Linked DNA regions of Homo sapiens: region 2 is linked to region 1. A link is an interaction called in ENCODE POLR2A ChIA-PET data of the cell type or tissue named here. Cell type or tissue: MCF 10A. All regions are shown on one strand. Links, peaks and the distances in the headings refer to the core of each region. The heading gives the core; the rest is flanking DNA.

Region 1 (8,122 bases), core at 2,070-4,569:
TATTGTCTGAAAACGTCATGGAATTGAAAGATGAAACAAACATTCACAATTATAGCAGAAGATTCTACAAATTAGTAATGATGTAGATGTGAAATTTACGATAAATAAATTTTATTTTAAAATATGCTGTATTTCACTTATTTAGCAGGTCATGGATTTTAAAAATAATATTTTATGTACCACTAAGAAAGACAAATAGTCCAATATGAAGAGTCTTAATAGAGGAGTTGCTCCCATATGCAAACCATAAACTGAGATACCAAAGGACTCACGTAAAAGAAAATGAGAAAGAAATTCCCATGCTGAAAGGGACAGTAAGGAAACTTGTTTCAACTCTGGCACTGGGCAAACAGATGACACCAAAAAAAGTTCCCTTGCAAATATGACTCATAAGCCAGACAGAAATCATGCAGGTTTTCCATCTGAATTCACAGTACCAGGCCCTATAAAAACAAAACAAAACAAAACCCTCTCAAGCTAAAGCAGGGAATTTAATTAAAGTAGCTTCACATTGATAGTGTCCTCAGTTGAATGGCACACACAAATCCAAATCCTCTCTGGAAGAAGCTGACTTTAAATCGAGCCCACATCGATTATAAGATGCCATCCACTGTAAGACGTACCCCAGTCTCAGAGATGTTAAAGGGTGAGAAAATATGCGGATGAGAATATATATCATAGAATCACACACAGGGCAAACTGATTCTTCTCAAGGACATACAAATATTTACTAAGACAGGTTCCATACTAGATCCCAAACTAAGTGTAATACAATTTACTGTAAATCAATAGGAAAATAATTACCAGCAAAGCAAACACACAAAACCCATGCATTTGAAACAGACACAACGAATATACACATAAGTAACTCATCAGCTAAAGAGAAAATAACAAAGTTATAACTGAACAACAATAAAATCTATTCTACATTTAAAAACTAGTGGGATATTGTTAAAGTGAACTTAATGGCAAAGCTAGAGCTCTGAGTATATGATTTTAAAAAAAGAAAAATTAAAAATAAATGAACTATTCATACAACGGACAAAGCCAGGAGAGACAGGATGCAGAAATAAGAGAATATTAAAGAGCAGAAATTTGTGAAATAGAAAGCCAATTAAAAAAACAACTTAAAAAAAAAAAGAAGAGAGAGATAATCAACAAATCAAAATTTCTGGTTCTTTCAAAGACCAATAAAATAGAGAAACATCCTAAAAGACTGGCTACAAAATCAGAAAATGAGGCAAGATTAAATAACATAAATATCAACAAGGGACATAAGTACAGATGGAATGAGGAGGAGAAGATTGGCTACAAAGAATGGAAAGGGAGGCTGGGCGCATGGTGGCTCACGCCTGTAATCCCAGCACTTTGGGAGGCTGAGGTGGGAGGATCACTTGAAGCCAGGAGTTTGAGACTAGCCGGGCCAACATGGCGAAACCCCGTCTCTACTAAAAATATAAAAATTAGCCAGTGTCTAATTTTTGGTGGTGGCACGTCTGTAGTCCCAGTTACTTGGGAGGCTGAGGCACGAGAATCGCTTGAACCCAGGAGGTGGAGGTTGCAGTGAGCTAAGATTGCACCACTGCACTGCAGTCTGGGTGACAGAGCAAGACTCCGTCTCAAAAAAAAAAAAAAAAGAGTGGAAAGGGAATGTACAGGCAAGGAATTGCTTTTTGTTTCTTTCTTAAGTCGTTATTTTATGATAATAAAGTAAATGTATTAATGGCTAGAAGGGAGAAGTTGAAATCAGGAGAGAGAAGTATCCAGATGAGATACTGATGGGAGGAGTTACTTCCCCCAGGCTGGTGGTAGAAAAGGAGACTGATGTGTGCAGGAGTAGTTTCACATACAGAAAGAGGAAGGGGCTCTGGTCTGGTGGATTTACTCTGTGAATTTAGGGCTGGGCAGGAAAATTGAGACAGAAAAGCAAAGAGGGAGAATAGAAGCTGAAGGAGGCTGGAGAAGCTGTGAAATGAAAATAACTGGGGGAAAGGTATCTTCCAAAACGAATATATCTAACATTGTTGTATTCTCATCGAAGCTGGCAGTGTTTCCAGGACAGGGATGTATCTTAATAAACTTTGCAGCTCTTATAGCAGCTATCACATCCTTACTCATATGAATCACTCGGTAAATACTTACTGCATTGCACTGCAAACTTCAGGCCTACTTCTAATTAAATGCTTATCATTACTACCTTCTAGGTGTATTATGACTAATGCTTTCCTCAGAAGCTGAGTCTCTAAGATGCTAACAGTATTGTTTTTACACCGAGTGCAGGTGCTGCATAATCTAGATATTACAAGAATCATTATACACATGTGATAGATTACCAACATCAGGTGGAGACTTCAATTTTTTTTTTTTTTATTATACTTAAAGTTCTGGGGTACATGTGCAGAACATGCAGGTTACATAGGTATACATGTGCCATGGTGGTTTGCTGTACCCATCAACCGGTCATCTACATTAGGTATTTCTCCTAATGCTATCCCTCCCCCAGGCCCCCACCCTCTGACAGGTCCTGGTGTGTGATGTTCCCCTCCCTGTGTCCATGAGTTCTCACTGTTCAACTCCCACTTATGAGTGAGGACATGTGGTGTTTGGTTTTCTGTTCTTGTGTTATTTTGCTGAGAATGATGGTTTCCAGCTTCATCCATGTCCCTGCAAAGGACATGAAATCATCCTTTTTATGGCTGCATAGTATTCCGTGGTGTAAATGTGCCACATTTTCTTTATCCAGTCTATCATTGATGGGCATTTGGGTTGGTTCCAAGACTTTGCTATTCAACATATTTTTAAAAAAGTTTTCCAGCCATTTCTTTTCAGAATAGGATGCTTTGTGGTCAATGCTATGTAAGTTCTGCTAAGCTGCATCAATGCTAAGGGTGTTTCTTGGGGAGATGATGGCATTTCTAATGTCAGACATTTATTCTCAAATGCAATTTTCAGAAAGATGTATAAAGTTATCCTAGACAAGCAAGTTCTTCTGATATATGACCTATTTCCCACTTGTCTTAAAAAACAAACTTTACTATTACAGTTGGGTTCCACTTCTAGATATAAAACTCTGCCACCACAGGGTCAAAATAGTAGATTTTTATAAGCTTACAAGTACCATTTGTGTTGTTTTCATCTGTTTACATTTTCACTGATATAATTAAAGGCAACAAAACACATATACTTGTAAATAATACCAGTGTGAATATCTCCTATTTACATGTTGCCATACAGTTTACAAAGTATTTTAACATCTGTTGCTAGTTTTATCCTTAGAAGGTTATTAGATGGTAGGCAGGGCAGAAACACGATAAGAAAAAAGGGACAAATTATTATTTGGCAGAACTGAATAGCAGCAAAACATCCCTACAAATGCCAATATTTTATTAATTATTTTGGCTTTAAAATTTCGTAATTGAATTCCAGGATTGCAGAGCAGACTATTACTCACAAAGCATTCAGCTTTCACGAAGGCCTGAATTCCATTCTCGGCTCTGTGCTACCGCACTCCACAATACTGGTGAAGTCATTTAACAGACGTGAAGTTCTCTCTCTTCATTTCCTCACCTGCAAAATGGGTACTAAGAATGACCCTACCCATTCATCACCAGAACATGGGGAGAGCCAGCTGGCTAAGGCCTCCAAAGCCCTGCAGCCCCTCCTCATCTTAGATATAGATACAAAAGGCACAGACGATCCAACCTTAGCTTCGGTGACATTGACAATCAGAACTATGACAGAACTCCCTTTCTCACGTAGGAGGCACTCACCACAACCAAGTCCACACAAACCTAAATTTCACCCTGGGGTAAATTCAGAGATTGTGAAGCTAAAAAAAGAAAATAATAATCATCACATACTATTTGGCATTTTAAAAATGTTCCTTCAGTGCTTGGATAAATCTCTGTTTCACTAGCCCAACGATATTTGTAAGATATTCCTGGCATGTTGAAAACCGCATAGCATTGCCACACTGAGTGGAATATCTTTCTTATAAGAGTGAGCAAGGAGCCTCACGGCAGTTGTTAAGGCAGAGAACAAGCACTACCATAGAAGTATTTGCAAGCTAATTAGATTCTTTGGCATCCTAACATTTTTGAAGGCACGAATGCAGTTTATAACATAAAGAAAAATTCTTTGGCTTCTAGTCCGAATCTACAGGGCCCATCTCCTATGATGTCCAAACATGAAAAGACAATGTCACCAAGAAGACACCATTGTAAGCTACTGGGGCACTTTGACTGAGTTTCTATGTTCTCTGGTCCAGCCTGACAATGCCCCTCTATTTCTTTAACTGTGTGTACTCATATTCTCTCTCACCCAAAGGAAACAAGCCCTTCTCTCAGTGTAAATGTAAGTCAGGATCTCTATTAGCCTTTCCTAAGCCAATTAAGGCCAACATATCTCAGAGGTCAAGATGCAGAAGCTGAGCTACAACATTTCATGATGAGTTGGTCCACCTACTGGCACTAGCCACTAAAATAATTCTGCCCAGGATGCTCTTCAGTTCTCATGTCACTCCTATGAGCCTTTAACCCACCCTTCCTCACCGATAAGTATATAACTCCTTCCCAAGCCCAACTCCCCTTCTTCTCCTTGCAATGACACCCCCATGGATCGGGTTCCATAAAAACCACCCACTGACTAGCTCTACCAACTTCATTCTGAAGCCCTCTGGATCCTGATTATTTGGTTGGGGTCAAGGACATTTATACCCCTACTTTCCTTCTCTATTATGTTTATTTGCTGCTTTTTTTTTTTTTTTTTTTTTTTTTTTTTGACAGAGTCTCGCTTTGTCGCCCAGGCTGGAGTGCAGTGGCACCATCTCGGCTCACTGCAAGCTCTACCTCCCAGGTTCACACCATTCTCCTACCTCATTCTCCCGAGTAGCTGAGACTACAGGCGCCCACCACTACACCCGGCTAATTTTTTGTATTTTTTAGTAGAGACGGGGTTTCACCGTGTTAGCCAGGATGGTCTCGATCTCCTGACCTCGTGATCCACCCGCCTCGGCCTCCCAAAGCGCTGGGATTTACAGGCATGAGCCACCGCACCAGGCCTACTGTTTCTTAATCAAAGCATGGCTTTCACCAGACACACTCATATCATCCATAATGATCTTCTCCGGAAGCATTGCATTTCCCATCTCCTACCCTCCCAAATTCAGGAATCAAGAAAGGGAGCCTCCCTATGTCTGGTCTTCCAGTGCTGTTCCCAACCACTGTATTCCTATAATTCTGTCACACTTTTTTTTTTAAAGTTTCTGGCATCACTTACACTTTACTCAACTGCTTCACTGCCTCACTGCTGCTAGTTAGCTACATCATCATTTTCTTGTGTTTTGTGACTACAATAATTGTCTACCCTACAAGGCAGATTTTCTCTCCAGTTATGGCCTTCAGTATATCTGGATCTTCATGTGTAGCAACCAAAAGTGGTTTTAAAAAATGGACCACCCGTCTCCCTCTACATTCCATCCAATCTCTCTTCTTCCTTCCCTCTCCAAATATCTAATAAAAGTAGCTTATCCTCAGTTTCCATTTCCTTATTTTCTTCAGTCCGTTGCAATACAGCTCCTGACCCAATTACTCAAAGTGCGTCAAAATTCAAATAAAACAATTTTTGTTAAGGGTGCATATGATCTCCCATTAATATCACAAATTAATATTTTGTCTTTAGGCATACATTGTAATTATTCTTGAGCTTTTCTGCTACCCTTGTTTACCTAGACCTCTGTAATGTAACACTCTCCTATTTCTCCCCTTTTCACTTTGAATTGGCATCCCTCTTCAATTATGTGATCCTTTTCCACTAGCAGCAACTCAAATATGGTATTTCTCATGGCTTCGGTCTTAGGCCGCTGATCATCTGTGGACACCATCTCCTAAGGTGATCACGTGGACTCTCTCTTTCTGCTCCTATCTGTTTATATTGAGGATGTACAAAGTTCAGCCGCCTGCCACATCACTCCTGAGCTTCGGACTTGAACACTGAACCAAATACTCAGCATTTCTACACGGCTGGCTTATTACCCATCTCAAACTTCTCATTTTATCCTCATTTCAATTTTAGAAATGCTATGTTAATCATCCACATCAGAAACCTAAGGATCATTTGTGACCAACCCTAAAACAGAAGGACATGGAACTCCAACCAGAAAAAACTTTCCAGCAGAGTAAACAAAAAGGCACACACCAAGCAATCCCTAAGTTCTATGTTTTCACGCCAACAGAGAGAACATGAAATGCTTCTCAGAGAAAAAAAAAAAACAACAGATCAAACACAAGGAAATGTCAATAAGAATGTAGTTAGACTTTTTTTTTTTTTTTGAGATGGAGTCTCACTCTGTCACCCAGGCTGGAGTACAATGGCACCATCTCTGCTCACTACAACCTCCGCCTCCCAGGTTCAAGCGATTCTCCTGCCTCAGCCTCCTGAGTAGCTGGGATTACAGGCATGTGACAGCATGCCTGGCTCATTTCTGTATTTTTAGTAGAGATGGGGTTTCACCCTGTTGGTCAGGCAGGTCTCGAACTCCTAACCTCGTGATCCGCCTGTCTCAGCCTCCCAAAGTGCTGGGATTATGGGCGTGAAACACCGCGCCCGGCCGAATGTAGTTAGACTTCTTAAAAGCAACCCTGAAGACTAAAAGACAATGAAGTAATTCCTTCAATTATTTAAAGGAAAATAATTTTCAAGTAGGAGTCTATGTCTAGACAAACTATCAAATAAGTGTGAGGGAAGTGTTTTGAGAACTTGCGTGTCTGAAAATTTATATTGTATATCTTCTAGACAACCTTCCTGACTAAAAATTGTAATACAAGAAGAAGTAGGATGGGGACTAAGAAAGAGTAAGATAAAAATTACATCAACCATTATCATAAATTAACAGAAAATGCCTTAATTGATAAATAATGATACATCAGCACAAGTATGTTACTGAAAACCATGGTAGAAAGTATCAGAGAAAACAGCTGAGAAAAATATAAGAGAGGGTAGGGTTGGCTAGGGCAGGAGGCTGCTGCTTTTTGTTATCAGCCTTGTGGTACTAATTGACTTTTGCAACTATGTCTACACTTACAACTTTGAGAGAAATAAAAATGAATAAAAAGGGAAATGAACTGAAGAAGCAATATACATGTGTAAAAACACGACGATAACAATAAGCTCAGAAAAGCAGACAATTTATCACTTAGAAATAAGTAGCAGAAATAGAAACAAATGTTAATATTCTGTGGCTATGATGCTGACAAAAATCCCAATTTCTAAATCCCAAAAAATTTCTCAATATTTTCTTCTAGTTAAAGTTGAAATTTTAACATTTACTTCCTTAATCCTTTTGGAATTTATTTGGTTGATGATCTGAGGAAAAAAATCTAGAAATCTAGATCTTCGTCTAGATTCTGGAAATCCAGAAATCCAGATCTTACTTCTAGCAGAACCTTATAATCCTAAGGCTGAGTTTGCCCCTATGGATTTTAAAAGTTTGCTTCAATTATTGCAAATTGTCTCAATTTTGCAGCTGTCACTGATTTTCAATTTTTCAGATCGTTAGATCCACTCAGAGAGGAATTTCAAACAGAAAAGCTTACCAATAGTGTTTGCTTCTGATCTGGGACTTGAATATATATTTTTGGATGGAATTAAAAATTACAAAAGAAGAAACACTTGTATTTTTCTACATTTAAGATGTTTTTTAAATATCCACTAGCTATAAACCTTCTATTTTTTTTTTTTCAGATTTATGTACTGTTATCTGGGAGACAGTATATTTCATCTTTTACTAACTTTGCTGTACATCTTTTAATTAACTTCACTAAATTTATTTTGCATCAAATGTTCAGCTTATTATACCTTAAGTAAGCTACCAAGTGTTGAATTTTGACATTTTCTTTAAAAACTAGCTTTTTTGGTCAAAAGAGTACTAAAGTGTGTAATTATTTATGGCTACTGATTTTTAAAACATTTTAATATAAAAATTACTTAGATATACATGTCCTCACACTGCTAGTACATTTTGACCCTGAAATACATAATAGGTTATTTTTAAAATGCCATTGTCTGATTCCATGTAATATTTGCTGACTATAGATTTAGTAAACCAATAAAGACAATAAAGATT
Region 2 (8,122 bases), core at 3,655-6,154, 410 kb after region 1:
TTCTTGCCCAGGCTGGAGTGCAATGGCGCTATCTCGGCTCACCGCAACCTCCGCCTCCCGGGTTCAAGTGATTCTCCTGCCTCAGCCTCCCGAGTAGCTGGGATTACAGGCACGGGCCACCACGCCTGGCTAATTTTGTATTTTTAGTAGAGAGGGGGTTTCTTCATGTTGGTCAGGCTGGTCTCGAACCTACCTCAGGTGATCCGCCCGCCTTGGCCTTCCAAAGTGCTGAGATTACAGGCGTGAGCCACCGTGCCTAGCCCAGAAGCATGTAATTTATGTACAAGTTATGGTAAGGAACGCTAGACGGCAATTAAAGTCAGATTTTCAAAAACATTAAATGGCACGAATAAGTGCTCATACTAAGTGCAAAAGTAACTGGGAATACAGGATCTCCCACTGTTTTTGAAAAAAATCTCTATATCTAAATTAGATGAAAGTATACAACTCTTTTGAGTGATAGTTTTCATTTCTCTGAAATGTTTTATTGTTTATAAAATCAGCCGGGCATGGTGGCTCACGCCTATAATCCCAGCTACTCGGGAGGCTGAAGCAGGAGAACAGCTTGAACCCAGGCAGCGAAAGTTGCGGTGAGCTGAGATCGTGCCACTGCACTCCAGTCTGGGCAGCAGAGTGAGGCTCCGTCTCAAAATAAATAAATAAATAAATAAAATCAGAAGGATTCCATCAATATACTTTGATTGGTTTACTATTATCTTTAAACCAGACGTACATAGCTTTGATGTAAACCAGTTATTCTCAACACTGTCCCACCCCTCACCCTGCTAACGCTGTGAGACTGCAACCTTGTCTCCATTTTCTGTCCTAGAATCCGAAGCCTCATTCAACTGCTCAATTAATACTCCCTGAAATGGTGTACTGGGGAGAGACTTATTTTTTCATAACGTGCAATGACAAAACAAAGACTTCCACTAGGAAGCACCCCCAAAGCACTGAATCTTACACAGTTTGTTTGCGATCTAATCAAAATCCTGAGAAGACACCTTTTATTTTTATTTATTTATTAAAAAAAAAAAAAAACAACACACCGCACTTTTAATGTGATCTTTTGGAGACGAAGTTTTGGAGCCCTGCAGCATTCATGCCATTTTCTATATGGCCACCAGAGGGCAGTGTGTGTGCGACTGCTTTTGACGATGATATTGCCCATTTCAATAGTTGTCCAAGCTGGCCTTCTTCAGAATGTGTTCATGACCTTAGGGAATTCCTCTTTCTTTTCTGTTTTTTTGATACAGGGTCTCGCTCTGTCACTCAGGCTGGAGTGCATGGCATGATCATAGCCTACTGTAACCTCAAACTCCTGGGCTCGAGCAACTTTCACCGCCCCCTGCCCTTAGCCTCCCTAGTAGCTAGGACTACAGGTATGCACCACCACACCTAGCTAGCTTTTAAAATTTTTTGGAGAGACAGAGTCTTGCTATGTTGCTCAGGCTGGTCTTGAACTCCTGGCCTCAAGTGATTCTCCAGACTTAGCCTCCCAAAGCACTGGGATTACATACAGGTGTGAGCCACTGCACCTGACTGAGAATGTCTTCAATAAACTTTTTTTTATATCTCTATTATCATTTGGAAGCTAATGAAAATTCCCTATAAGGAACAAATATAAGATAATCCTCTGACTGGAAATGTACCTTGAGACAAAGGCAGCCATGGACAATTGCGTCTAACCCCAGACCTGTGTCCAGATCTGCCGCTCTCTTCTCCATCCATTCATTCTACAAACCTCTGTCTCTACAAAATATCTTTCGACAATTGGACGTAATGTACTAGAGACACTTTCCAATCACAGCAACCCCTTCTTTGTGATATGAATCTTTTGGTAACAGGGGTCTTCCTCATAAGAGAGTAGAATATGAAATAAAGGAAGACCAAATAAAGGAAATTGGCAGGAGGTCTCAGTGGAAGTCTGTCCAGAGGGGAAATCTCATGTTAGCATAGCAAAAATCCATTATACATTGTCTGCTATCTCCAACGCAGTGAGTTTCCACTTTCCCTCTAAAAGTTTGCTAAAATCCTTTATATTCTAAGAACATCACGTTATAATAACAAAAGTAGTCATAACAATTTTAAGAAAAAGACAAAATTACTACTTTAATCACCAGATGCTCCAGCTTCTACAGTTCATCCCTCAGTATTCTATCATAATCATTGGTCAGCCTCACAAGATATTAATTTGAGAGGAGTAATTCTACACCTTGGTTCTGACCATATACCAGAGTTTCTTAGCCCAGTACCTGGCCAAGGAGAGGTGCCTTAGAATACCCAGCAAATGAACTTGGGACACAAGATCTGACAGGTTGGAGAAGAGCATTTGACATTGGGACTCTCATTTAAAACAGCTCAGATATGAGGTCACCATAAACATACTACTTGATAACCTGACAGGCTCTTTAAACCTGATTGTCCTTCCACAGCAACCCCCAGCTTGGACCTACCTGGCCCCAGGTATTTCCCAGAATCACCCCCTGCTTTGACTTCTCTTGCTTACTTTGGTCTCCCTTGTGTCCTACTGGGTGGTTCTTCACTCTACGTCTCCGAGGACACCTCTGACACCCTTGGATACCCTAATGAATCTCCCATTTCTGGCCGACCTGCCATCACCTGCAGCTGGTTCTACACTTGACTTTGATTGCAGTATCATCCACACTCCGGTTAGAAGACACTCCCAGCATGCCGAGCCCAGGAGCCCACAGGAGCCAAAGAAGGCCCCCTCCCAATCTATTCCAACATCCGCATTAGGGATAGGGGATTCAAATGTCTACAGATACGTTGGGAAGAAAAGGGTCTCATGCCATCTTACTTAGAAAATGATTCCCTATTTCCGATAAGTTACTACACAATTGTGTGATTTATTTGTTCTCCTTCATGCAATAAGAGAACTTGGTATAAACAAAAAAAGTTCGATGTCCTAATACAATTAAAGAATATCTTAACAATGTGAATATTTCTTTCCTATTTCTTTTCTTTCTTTTGTTTATGATCTTATTAAAAAATGGGAATGTGATACCCTGTCTCTACTAAAAATACAACAAAATTAGCCGGGCGTGGTGGCGAGCGCCTGCAGTCCCAGCTACTCGGGAGGCTGAGGCAGGAGAATGGCGTGAATCCGGGAGGCAGAGCTCGCAGTGAGCCGAAATCGTGCCACTGCACTCCAGCCTGGGCGACAGAGCAAAACTCCGTCTCAAAAAAATACGGGACTTAAAGTAAAGCTATATCTGCTTTCTAGGGATGGCTAGAATGGGAACGTTCTGTTACTTGTTTGTTTGCCTTTACAAATATTTTTAGTTCAGTAGGAACCATAGAATTCAGTGGGTCACATCCTTGCATTTTGCAGGTGAGGCAGCTAAGGCCCAGAGAGAGGGTGTGTCTTCCCTAATGCTCATGGTCACCAATTCCTCCACCTACCTGCAGAAAATAAATAGGATCTTATTACACCCAGTATCTCCAGATTCTAGGCCAGTGCGTTTAAATAGTAGGCATCCAGTAAATCAAGTTAATTGAATTATAACTTAACTCGGAGGACTTGCCTTCCCCGCCCTGTCTGCCCCTGAGTGCCTGGTGCTGGCTTTGACCCTAACTAGATATTAAACAGGAGGAGTGGTATGGGGTAAAGTTTGGAACAACACGTTTTCCTTTAGTGTATAAAAATTCTATGATTTCCAAATGTATGAAAACGTTGATTGAAACAACTTCTCTCCCTGAGATCAAAGCTATCTCTCCCTCCCTCTCTCTCTCTCTCTCTCTCTCTCTCTATCTATCTATCTATCTATGTGTTGCATTGTTTTATTTATGTATCTTCTCAGCCCTTTTGCGTAAGGGATGGGGAAGAGCTGTTTGTGATGAGAAAAGAATAACTGCATTGAGTTAATTCTATGACTCATGTTTTTCACACTTTTACACATATCTGGAATTGACAATATCTTAAAACACTGGTGTCTCCATGGAGTCGTGGTGCGGTTATCATTGCCTGAGAATATGTGTCTTTGGTTGTTATTACTGCGGACCTGTCTGGATGATGGCAACCACTTAATGTCTGAGTCAACAAATTATGGACACAATTGCAGAAAGAAGTCAATGTTCTGGTTGTCTGAAATTATCTTTGACATCTGATAAAATCAAGACAGGCCCAGTAGTAAAACTTGCAGACTTAGTATATAATCCAAGAAGAAAACTCCAGCAACTAAACTGTGGCACGCTTTTAAGAGCGGCTGCATTCCCAGGGTTCTGTAGAACATTGAGTATTTAGAAAACCCAAAAGGACACCACTGACTGTGAAAAGATGGACACTGAATACCAAAAAGGTTTGAAAATACCTAAGCCTTTTATTTTGCTTGTATTTTCTCCTTTACACATTCATAAGAGGGATATATATTTTAAAATCCATGTGTAAAGACTCCAAAAGCTCTGTGTATACACTAAATGTGTAACGATTTTGATGACTAAAAAGCATTAGGTTCTGTAAACCTAAAACTGTTGTAATATAGTTTTTTTTTTAAAAAGAAACATTGGGTAATAGTACAATTGAATAAATGTTTCTTTTTTAGTGATACATAAAGCAATGTTCTTACAGTTGATGATGACTCAGACGCAATGAAATATGGGCATTTCATGCCTGATTCTGAGTCATTTTGCTACTACAGTCAATAGACAATAAGTTCCCCCAAACAAGTGATAGCAATAGCAACTTTTTTGTTTTTATTTTTTATTTTTTGAGACGGAGTCTCGCTCTGTTGACCAGGCTGGAGTGCAGTGGGAGGATCTCAGCTCACTGCAAGCTCCGCCTCCTGGGTTCAAGTGATTCTCCTGCTTCAGCCTCCTGAGTAGCTAAGACTGCAAGTGTGCACCACCACACCTGGCTAATTTTTGCATTTTTAGTAGAGATGGAGTTTCAGCATGTTGGCCAGGCTGGTCTCAAACTGCTGACCTCAGGTGATCCGCCTGCCTCGGCCTCCCAAAGTGCTGGGATTACAGGCATGAGCCACCACACCCAGCCTGATAGCAACTTTTAAAGTTTAATTTTGTTAATGGTTTTAGGGAAAAAAAAATCTGACTCCTCACTTATTTTTGCACCAAATGAAAAAAGTCATAATAAAAGGAAAACTACGAAGTTATAAACTGTTCTGTGACCCAGTAATAAGTATGTGTCTGTGTTTAATGACTTTCCATACTCAGAAGTCACATTGCGTATTTGTTTACCATAAAGAAAGCAGATCTTGGCTGGGTGCGGTGGCTCACACCTGTAATCCCAGCAGTTTGGGAGGCCGACGTGGGTGGACCACCCGAGGTCAGGAGTTCGAGGCCAGCCTGACCAACATGGTGAAACCCCGTCTCTACTAAAAATACAAAAATTAGCTGGGCGTGGTGGTGCATGCCTGTAGTCCCAGCTACTCGGGAGACTGAGGCAGGAGAATCACTTGATCTGGGAGGCGGAGGTTGTGGTGGGCTGAGATGGCGCCATTGCACTCCAGCCTGGGCAACAAGAGCAAAATCCATAAAAAAACAAAAAACAAACAAACAAAAAAAACCAAGAAGGCCGAAGATCTCATGGGCTCATGGGTCCCTGGGTTGAATTCTGAAAATTTACCTAGTTTAGTGAGAGAAAAGGTATCTTGACATGATTCACTTGCCTTTTAACATACTTCGGGGGCAAATGAAGAGTAGCTTTGATAATTCCAGTTTTCTAAATCTAAAATGTGTTCTCCATAGATATGACTTTACCAAGATGAGGGTATTTCTGTTTGTCTGCATAGGCTTGATCTGCAATTTATAATGGCATCTACATTCACAATATTAATATAATTTTTCATCAGAATCAGAAGAGTGTGACTTTTGTGATAATGTAAAATGATAAAAACCTGCATGTCTGAAGTTGTACTTGGAGATCTCTTTTGCAGTGTCACCAGAGTATCTGGTTTGATGCTGTGTATTTCACCATTACTCAGCATGCGGGTGACTGCTGGCTGCTCTGCTCATCAAGTATGCTTTCTTTTCAAACAGCCTTTGGGAAACTGACAAGTGATGACATATGCTTATATTTATCTTTAGATCCACAATTTAGTGATTGTTATTTGTAAAAGACCCTTTTCATGGTCATCCATTCAGCAAATATTTATTGTGTAGTCACTGCAAGCCATGCACTACGTTACAATTACCTTACAAACAACATAGCTAACTAAATCAATATTTATATTAGAGTTAAAGATATCAAGCCTTAGAAAAAGCTAATTTAGTTATCATAAGAGAAGCTGTGACCAATATGTTTGACATCTGTACATACAGATAAAATATTGTTGCCCACACCAGGGTGATGTGATAAGTGGTCAAATTCCCATTAATTCAAAATTCTTATCCAATAGTTTCCTAGATTGCCTAAAACGTTCCCCTTTAGTCTCATTTTTTTGGTAATTTTTGGCCAGGTTTTCTAACCAGCAGTTTATGGAAATCTATGTTCCACAATCCTAGAGAATTCATCACTAGATCTGCAATATGAGAAATATTAAAGGGAATTTTTCAAAGTGAAGATTTTTTTAATTAATAGTTGAGGGTGCAGAAATGTAGGAAGGAATGAAGAGGAGCACAAAATTTTGTATATACTATGTATACGTATACACACTGAATTAACATCTACTTTTAAAAAATAACAATTATAATAATAGCTAGCAGGGTGGAAACATGTAGAGGTAAAACATGGAAATAATTGTGAAAAGGGAAGTAGGATGACAAACGGAGTCAATGAGTGAAGATTCCGGATCGCTTCTCGAAGCTACACTAGAAGTGGGACTTTTGTTTAAGCGACAGTATTAAGTCAAGGATAAATACTGAATCTGTAGGGCAACCACCAATCAAATTAAAATAATTATATATATCTATGTACACATTATGGACATGAATGAATAAATGTTTATTTATACACATAACTAAAAGAGTGAAAAGTGGAATTCTAAAACAAACAAACCAACCCAAAAGAGAGGAAGCAAATCTCAAGTGTCATGTCATTACCAAACAATAATTATATGATTATTAGAGAGAGCTGACATATTATAAAGGGTAACAGAGGAGAAAATGGAATGATTTAAAATTATCTGGAGAACAGGCGCGGTCACGGCGGAACGCTGACATCAGCCTCCTGCGGCCCGGGCGGCTGCACCCCGCGAATCCCCAGCCGGAGCAGCTGCGGGGCGCCGTGCGGGTGGCGGAGCGGCCGCCCCGCGCGTGGAGGAGCGTGGCCAGCGCAGCCGGGATTCGGAGCAGGGCCGCAACCTCGCGGTCCTTGCCCGCGGCGACCGTGACATCCGCGTAGACTCGCCCTTTAACACCCGCGACGCCCCGGGGACCGGCCCGGGTCGGCGGTGGCCGCGGGGCTGTGAGGGCGGCGACGAGGTTCCGCAGGTCGGCGAGTCGCAAGGCCGCCAGGGGGCCGCGTGTCGGTCCGTCCCTCCCGCTTGGGGCCGCCACCAGCCCGTTCCCTGTTCCGCTCCCCGCCCGGCACCCTCCGGAGCCCTGGTCCCGGAGCCAGGGGCCCTTTTCCTTCTCCCGTCCCCGCCCGGTCCCCGACGGGGCGCGCGGGAGGAATTGCCTGAGCAGGACGCCCCCTGCGTAGGTGGGTGGGTGGGAGCGGGGCCCGGGGCCGCCAGTCCTGGGGGGCGATCGCGGGTGTCGCGGGGAGGGTGTGGCCGGGCTCGGCGCGGGCCGGGAGGGAGGTGGTCGTTGGGCGTCTGACACCGCCCGCCCCCCCACCGCCCGGGTTTAAATGTCTTGCTCCCTCGGAGCCTCCCCAGTCCCTGCGCGCCCGCGGGACCCCCACTCTGGAGCCACCTCCTTCCCAGAAGACGCCGCCAAATTAGAGGGCGCGAGCCCGGGAAGGAGCCACTCGCCCCTCCCCTTTCTGTGGGCGGCTCCAGATGCCCCTCTGAAGGCCCAGGTGGTGACCGGAGCCACCTGAGTGTCCTCAGCAAGGGGGTTCAGGCCTTCATGCAGGGGGAGAACTGCGGTGAGCAGTTCTGGATTTCTGCTCTCGGCCCCGCACCACCCAGCAGCATTTTGTTCTCGTTTTCAGATATATTTGTGTGTCTCTTGATTTTCTGTTACTCTCCGTAAAGGG

The links. ChIA-PET counts read pairs that join two places held together with the same protein. Peaks named below come from ENCODE experiments on the same cell type or tissue, not always from the same donor. Only the 100,000 strongest peaks of a DNase experiment are listed, where the experiment ranks them.
Region 2: POLR2A ChIA-PET joins it to region 1 with 5 read pairs; 1 of 35 experiments calls an interaction of 5 or more read pairs at or near these places.

The regions. Positions count from the first base shown.
Region 1 is chr1:240,409,778-240,417,899 of GRCh38, reverse strand. The region is part of intron 15 of FMN2 (formin 2); the gene reads right to left. Among named protein-coding and RNA genes, the nearest start is that of GREM2, 200 kb to the left of the region's middle. In MCF 10A, for the core only: no CTCF peak of the experiment used is centred there; a DNase peak (open chromatin) is centred at 3,489.
Region 2 is chr1:239,997,310-240,005,431 of GRCh38, reverse strand. No RefSeq gene overlaps it. Among named protein-coding and RNA genes, the nearest start is that of FMN2, 91 kb to the left of the region's middle. In MCF 10A, for the core only: no CTCF peak of the experiment used is centred there; a DNase peak (open chromatin) is centred at 4,601.